Regions from separate parts of the Mus musculus genome. Here region 2 is linked to region 1. A link is a contact called in ENCODE Hi-C data. All regions are on one chromosome and are shown on one strand. Each heading gives the region's core, a stretch centred on a gene start or an enhancer-like site at or near the end of the contact. The rest is flanking DNA. Distances are from core to core; before and after follow the strand shown. Region 1 overlaps Rad51b (RAD51 paralog B). Region 2 has its middle 6.4 kb from the start of Gm3596.

Region 1 (4,037 bases), core at 613-3,112:
CAAGCATGTCAGTTTTGTTTTTCAGTTCAGAAACCTGAGTCAAATCAGCAGTCTCTAGGAGGAGGGACATTGTAAGGCCTACGTGCTTTAGTGATGGGTCTAGCCCTCCCCACCCCCTACTTATTTGACATTTTCTTGTGGAAAACATCTGGTTTAAATAAGCACCCAGTGTCAGCCTTGATCATCAGAAACCAGAATGCAAGAGTCACAAACAGTGTCTATGCTGTATGGGTTGGGGGGTGGCGGGGGGGGGGGGCAGCAAAGAGCAGCATGCAGAGAAAGTCAGCAGTGGAGCGAATGAATCTGCAGATAAATCTCACCTATCCCATGCTTACCTTTCAACGGCTCACAGCTCTCTTTTACTAACAGCTAAGGACCTCAAAACACAAGTGTGTGATCATCCTACCCAGTCAGACCCTTGAGATGGCTCAGCAAATAAACACACCCTTCATCCCTGGGCCCTCACAAAGACTCAGTGAAAGCAATGGATAGAGCCCTAAGAATTCTTCATTTGAAAGAGGCTCCCATTCAGGACTATGTCTCCTAAATGAGTAGCCAGTTTTGACTGGCTCCCCTCTGATAGTAATCAGGGGTAGGGGGTGCCATATTGACCAACAGTGTGGCTAATTGGGACTACCCAAAAAGAAGTTTAAATTGCTAATTCCTAGCCGTTCAAAGGATCTTGTGCTGGAATGACTGATAGACAGGGATAGAGTTCTATTCCTGGCACTCTCAGAGACTGGCAGGCTTGGTGGCAGTTTAGCACAGTGGGACTGAAGAGGAAGTTTGCTGGATAGGTAGTGTTTGGATGGGCAGGGATTTGTAGCTCTCAGTCAAGCTAGGACAAAATACTTTGGATGCCCGAGGCTCCATTGATGTCTGGGAATGCCAGAGGTGTAGGAGGCATCCTAGGGTATTCCTATGTGCTAAAGGTGAAGAAAGTGTATACAAGCTAAGCAGCAGGACTTTGAGTCTAGAGACATTCATGAGGTTAAGGATGTTGAACTAGGGATTATTTCAGAGATGTTAGAAGAGGTAGAAGGTACCAAATGATTTGTCAGAAGTGTTCAGGATCTACGGAAAGTCAGTGGAAGCACAGGAGTAAATGAGTGTTACTGGTGTGTGCAGTCAACCTCCTTTGCCATCTCTCATTTGCCTGCCTGGATATAATATTCCAAAGTTAAGGGATGGGTCTGGAGGAGAGGAGAATAGAAAAACATGGTCTATCGACCCAGAAAACCTTCAGCTGTTGGGATTGTACCTCTAAGTAGCATATATAACTCATCATAATGTTTGATGTAAAATAAAATAATAACTTCAGGCAAGCAAATTAGGTATAGTATGGGCAAGTGACCAGACATCTTGGTATGCCTAGGATAATCTTGGATTTCAGCTTCCTTTCCTGTGTCCAGTCCACCCAACCATGAAGAGTTATGGTCACAGATGTCTGGAGTAAATATGCGTGTATGAATCTACGATAACTGTTGTCAGTGGCCAAAACAGAATTCTCAAGCTGGGTGCTGAGGTAGGGTTACAAATGGCAGTTATTGTATGTTTGGGGAAGTGAGTTTACCACTCATTTACAGATAAATACATCACAGGTAACTACATCACAGGTACCAGAGCGAGTCCTCGCCATCATTTTCTTGATGTCTTGTTCCACTGTTCTATGCCAAGGGCAATGAGTGACACATGGTTCCTGTTTTAAAAATGCTGCCAGGTCAGCAGAGCAGATGCATGTGAAAATAACTGTACTGAGTAAGATAGTAATTGTTATTCTGCTTGTACAAGCCAAGCAGAGGAAGAGAACAATTGACTCCAGAAAACTAGGGAAGAACTCATACAGGAGGAAGTACATGGCTCACATTTAGAGAGGTGAATATCACCATGCTCAGCAAAAAAAACGGGGAGGGGGAAGAAATGCAGTAGTGTAGGAAACACATGACTAGGAGCTGAAGGACACCCAGTTGGATTAAGTACATGTTTATAGATAGACACTCCCATCACGTATTTCCCTACTCATGAGGAAGTTCTTAGCTGGCAAAGCAATCCGTGTTTGTACTGTTGCTAATGGGGTTTGGGTCCCTTGTTCAGACATCAGAAAGCAACAAGGAGAAAAGATAAGATTCTTCCCTTACTGGTTACAAGGTTCATGGCTGACACCCCTGTCAAAGAAGGGGATTTACAAGAGAAAAGCAGAACAAATACATTTATCAGAAGGCTTTTGTGACAGGGAAGCCTTCAGACACCCATGGAAACTGCTCTGGGGACATTAGGCAGAATCTGATGAGAAGACAGAGGGTGGTACTAACTGGGGGTACCTACCAAAGCTGATTTGGTCTATTTCTGTTTAGCCTCCAAGATATGGACAGAAGTTCACTAGAAAGGAAACCTTATGACCTGCTTCTTGAAGAGGTGGGTCAGAGAACTTTTAAAATAGCTTATGTCAGAGGAGACAGGCAGAATAAGGCCAGAAGTGTTCTTTCCGTTTGGGGATGTATATGAATATATTTATGAGCTGGGCAGTGGTGGCACACACCTTTATTCCCAGCACTTGGGAGGCAGAGCCAGGGGGATTTCTGAGTTCGAGGCCAGCCTGGTCGACAGAGTGAGTTCCAGGACAGCCAGGGCTACACAGAGAAACCCTGTCTTGAAAAACCTAAATAAATAAATAAGAAGGAGAATACATTTATGTGTTAGTTTCTAGAGCTTGAAATACTCACAATGACAAGGTACCATGTTTCAGGGACTCATGTTCTCATATTCTGAAATCCAACATTTCTTTAGCAAGGAGACTGATTTTGGGTCTAAGTGAAACAAATATAAGAATGTATTATAAATGAATAAAGGGCAGAGTATATGACAAAATGGATTCTCCCACATGCGAGCTGAATAACTTCTGAAAAGTTAGATATTCTGTTGACCTGGGATCTCTGTACCACAGGGTTGATACAATATCATCCCCATAATGTTGTTCCTTCAGGGCAGAAATAAATATGAGAACATTTCAGAAAGTGCTTTGAAGAGCTGTAAAGGTTATTTTATCAGAAGGGTCAGGACATCATTTTTTGTGTAGTACTGTGAATTGTGGAAGTCACTACAGAGACACAGAACCCCTTCTCAGTGCCTTTTATTTAAATACAATGGGTGGAAATACATTTCGAAGGAGGAGAATATTGTGCTTTCAGAAAATATGTTGCTTTTTTGGAGGAAAGTTTTACTCTTTTTTGTTTGTTTGGTTGGTTTGGTTTGGTTTTTTTGTTTGTTTGTTTGTTTTGGTTTGTTTTTGTTTTTTTGAGGCAGGGTTTCTCTGTGTAGCTCTGGCTGTCCTGGAACTCACTCTGTAGACCAGGCTGGCTTCGAACTCAGAAATCCACTTGCCTCTGCCCCCCAAGTGCTGGGATTAAAGGCTTATGCCACCACGCCCAGCTGGTTTTACTCTTTTGATTGTGAATTCTAAGGATGAACAATCCAGCTGATTTGGTTCCCCATAGTCCCCCTAACAAGAGGAACGCCATGGCAACCAAAAATATTAGAGATATACCTCAATTTAGGCAACTTGAATAAGACAAAAGCATTTAGTATTGTATGAAAAAAAAATCTATGCAAGTCTAGGAATGTAATTTAATGTGGTCACATTTAACACGAAGGGTTATGACAGAGAGAGCATGGTGGCCAGTGGGAAATTCAAAGAAAGAATGGGTCTCCTATGCCAAGGCAGTAGACACAGAGTGAGATGAGTGATTTCTCTTATTTATGAAAGGAAAACTTGAAGATCAGATTAATGTCATTTCCTAAAATTCAATTTACATCTAATAAAGTGCATAGCTTAATGAATTTCGGAGAATATGTATACCTAACAGAGATCCTATAACCTAGCACGTTTCCCTGAGCAACTCTGTAGTCGGTCGTCCCCCTCCTTGGCCCTGGGCAAACATGGATCAACTGTTTTGCTAAGGTTTCATTTTAATTTATAGTTTGGTCAACAAGATCGAAATAATGAGAGTTGAACATCATCAAAATTTGAGATTCAGATC
Region 2 (4,048 bases), core at 854-3,353, 210 kb after region 1:
CCTTTTTTATTATTTTCCACAACAGTTTCTGGCTGAGATTCAGAAGCTCCAGGATGCAGGGCCAGCTGGAGACCCACTCTCTGGTGCAAGGATTCCTGCTCTTGTTAATTGACAGTGAACTAAAAGCCAGCTTTTGCCATGAGAATGATAGAACCAAGTGGAGGTCCAGGGATGTTGTCGTGGGGTGAAGAACACTTTCTGTGGATGTTTTAGTCTTAATCAACCTGGACATTTTGCAAGGCTGGCGATGTGCTCATTTGAAGATTGATCCTCCCAAAAGATGTGTTTTATCTTGACCCTATAACTTGTAAATGTGACCTTATTTGGATAAAGGGTCTTTGTAATTGTAATCAAGTTAGGATTCTTGCAATCTTGAGGCCACATGTCTCTGATGAAGTGCAAGTGTCCTTTTAAGAGACACACAAAGAAGAGGAGGAAGCTCAGCCCCAGAGGCAGACAAAGTTATGTAGTGCTTAGTTTGGGGACAAGTCTGGGGACACTTGGAACCTCTGGGACTATGTGAGACAAGAAAAGAGTCTCTCATACCTCCGGAGGAAACACAACCCTACAGACATCTCAATTTTAGACTTCTTTCCAAAAGTGTGAAAGAATATTTGTCTACTGAGTGAGAAATGATGTTGTTTGTGCCAATGTGTCACTGAAGTCCTAAGAAACCAGCCCACTGTGTCTGACCTGAGAGGTGACATGGCCAGAGAGGAAAAAAAAAATCAGGTTATGTTCAGATCTGTCCCTGAGTTTTCTACTGGTGTCCCAGGTAGACATTCCTAACCTTTGTGCTGTGGGGTCTGCCTCCACCTATATGCCCCCCATTCCCACCCGGAGTTTGTTTCTTACATCAGAGTAGGGCTTACTGTTCTCTGAGGTTGCTATTCAGCAGGGAGGAGGACGACCAGTCAGACCTGCATAGCGTTTGAAAGGATGGTAATGATAATGGTCACATTATAGAATCCTTAGCGTGTGCTAGGTACATCACAGACGTTATCTCATGCAGTTCTGAGTGAGAAGAGTCCTCTGAGGTTTCTAGTATTGCCGATGTGTAAACTGAGGCCATGAGATGTCAGGTCGCCTAGTCAAGATCACTTGGTGACCTTCAACCCAGGTCTTCCCGTGTTCAATTTGTAGCATTATAAAAGGCTCAAGCCCCAAAGAATGGTGGGCCAACATCCCACAGTGACTAGCTGCCGGATAGGAACTGTTTTCCTTAGTTTCTGAATCTTGGCAGCAAAGGCACTAGAGTTTCCCCTTGGCAGGGAGGATTTTGCATATGGACTGAATGAAATTAAGAATGCCGAGATGGGAGGCTGAGGTGATAGCTCAGTGGGTAATAGCACTTGCTCTGCAAGCATGAGGACCTGAGTTTAGATCACCAACAGCCATGTTAAAAGCCACATATACCTCTCACTCCAGGACTAGGGATGGTCAGAGACAGGAAGATCATTGGCTTGCTAGCCATTAGTCTGGCCAAAACGCTGCAAACTCCAGGGTCAACAAGAGACTGACTCACAGTAATAAGGCAGAGAGCACCATAGTAGGAGAACTGACTTCCTCCTGTGCCCTCTACATATTCATGAAGTCTGCACATACACCTGTACACACATGTGTACCTACTTGCATGCGTATACCCCCCACTATACAAATAAATGAATCAGTGCTGAGATGAGATGGCCTGATCAGATGCTGCAAAACATCTACTTTCACAGGGAGCAACTGGAACTGGCTAACTTCCTCATCGCCGCAAGGCTCGGAGGTCCTTTCTCTTTTCCCAGGCATCTGGGGAAAAGGATGAATTCTCTAGGCAAGTGACCTCCCTGGTGTGAGAAATTTTTGTGTTCACTGCTGTGTCTGCCCCCTGCTTTTCCAACAACAGAGGACAAGTGTCTACAAAGCTGTCACGCAGTGACAGGAGCAGAGAGGAGGACCTGGGCTGGTCTGGGCACACTGACACTCTTTGGAGTCTCTTCTTTGCAGGTTTGCACTCTGGTGGGCACATCTTCAGAGTCTTGGGAGACGGCTCAGGTCTCCTTGCTATGGCTGAGGCTGGGGCGAGGCCAACATTGCAGCTTCTCTCCACTCCAGGGAGACAAATGCAGCCTGCCAGAATTTCCTCCCACACAGACCTCTGTAGGAGATAAAGGCAGAGAGGGAACTGCCACGGGACAGCCACATGATAAATTCCCTTGGGCCTCCTCCTGTGTTCATTGTTCTGCCCTGGTTGTTTTGAGTACAGTCAAAAGGAAGAGCCCTGTGCTATCAGACTGAGGAAGGAGGATGCTCTCCTATTGCCCTTGGCCACCCTCATTTTAAATGTGAGGAAACCAAAGGGCAATGTGCAGCCTAACCCCACCTGCCCCAGAGGAGCAGTCAGCCAGCCTTCCAGGGAAGCCGCAACCCCTCTCCAGACCAACAGCAGCACACTGGTGGCTCAGCCCTTGTCCTTTGACTCAACCCTGGGGACTGACAGATGAAACTGTTTGGGGTAGGAGCTAGAAATAGATTTTGGAGGGGCCCCATTACTTGTTGTTCATGCCCCAGGGCTGAGAACTGAACCTGTAAGGCCACAACTGTTAGGAAGGGACATCCTGCCTAACACTGGCTGGCTGCCTGCTTCTCAACTCAGAGCAGCTCAAGTTCCTGGGAACTGTAGTCAACTTTAGGGATCTGGGCTGTGTCCCAGGTTCAAGTTCAAGCATGGAGAACAGGATGCCGCCTCAGCCACCATGGCTGGATTTCTTCGAGGAAGTAGAGCAGAAAGCCTTGGCTTTCCTTAAGCTGTGTGCTCCCGAGGACACAAGTGCCAAATGGAGTGTTCTTCTTGAATTGCAGACTCAAGCAGATGTCCACCCTGTTCAAGGCTCGGGCTCTGACTGGACAGGTGTCTGGCTGCCATGGCCCGGGTCACCTTTGTCTGAGCTAGAAGGCCATGTCTGAGCCATCAAAGGGGTCTCAATGGGAGAAGACAGACATCAATGTGCTTCCTCAACCAGAAAGGTGATTTCAATTTGGCTGGAGCAGCCCAACCAAACAAGCAGGATCCTGTCGACTGAAAGATAGGGCTGCTGGAAGATCACACAGCAACAAAAAATGGGAACCATTATCAGACTTGTCCCAGCCCGGAGGGGCAGGGCCTTTGAAGCCACAGACAGGCTGAACAGAACTTTCTACCTGGGAGATGTTGGAGATGGGAGGTCAGGCTGCACCAGCCCACACCCCCATCACTCCCCCCCCCCCCAAAAAAAAACCCTGATCAAAGCCTGCTGCAGAAAGGAGGGGCATACAGCTGCAACCAGCTCCCCCCTCACGGGGCCGCCCAGGGCCTTCTGAAAGCAAGTGGACTGCTTTTGCAGGGGCCTGTGGGAAAACCCAACACAGATACAGTGTACAGCAGAGCCCCGGAGCACTGCTGCGAGAAGGAAAATAAACCCCTCAGTGGTCCTGAAAAGAAAGGCAGGAATCAAAGCACAGAAAGTGCAGCGACCACCCACCTGATGCGCGCCTACCTTTCGGAAACAAATAACTCCTGGCTTCCAGGGCCTGTTTCAAAGAACAAACAGACTGAACACTTGGCCTCAAAGCTTTGTGCACTGGGGGATTTGTGGGATGCCGAGGCCCCTCCTAAGCATCCAAGGCTTGAATTGAAGCAGTGCCTATTCAAGGGCTTCCTTGCATGTGCTCTGTGCTCCTCCCTGGGAACCTGAAAGGCAAGAACTCTCAGGAAGGGAAGGGGTCCTATGTAGATACTGCTAACTCAGTTCCTCAGACTAGATGGTTGCCTATCTATCTGCTGGGAAACGTTCTAGCTGTATTGTCTAGGCTGGTTTGGGGTAATGAGACCATCTGTGAGCAGGCCATATATTGGTTAGTTGTAAGGATCTTGTCCCCTCAGGCTCTGTGAGAGCCTCTGTACCCCCTGCTTAGGCTTGCCCCTCCTCCTCCTGCCTGAAGCCTCCCTTCTTCTTCGTGGAGCCTGCAGTTTGATCTTTTTCTGAAGTGGGCACAACAAAGCAAAGCCACTTTCAACGGACTTTCT

The links. Hi-C counts contacts between places; a loop is a spot of excess contacts on that map.
Region 2: a loop to region 1 is called in a map of CH12.LX, with 2.3 times the contacts of the local background. The contact joins two enhancer-like sites. A Hi-C loop is called at or near these places in 2 of 37 maps with a recorded cell type or tissue (CH12.LX and mature B cell).

Annotation. Positions count from the first base shown.
Region 1 is chr12:79,628,514-79,632,550 of GRCm38, forward strand. All of the region lies in intron 7 of Rad51b (RAD51 paralog B), which reads left to right. Among named protein-coding and RNA genes, the nearest start is that of Gm36048, 170 kb to the right of the region's middle. Within about 2 kb of position 1,863, at least 1 of the 3 ENCODE cell types and tissues checked has a DNase peak (open chromatin) inside an H3K27ac peak, as active enhancers do.
Region 2 is chr12:79,836,193-79,840,240 of GRCm38, forward strand. It overlaps a transcript of Rad51b not described here. Among named protein-coding and RNA genes, the nearest start is that of Gm3596, 6.4 kb to the left of the region's middle. Within about 2 kb of position 2,104, at least 1 of the 3 ENCODE cell types and tissues checked has a DNase peak (open chromatin) inside an H3K27ac peak, as active enhancers do.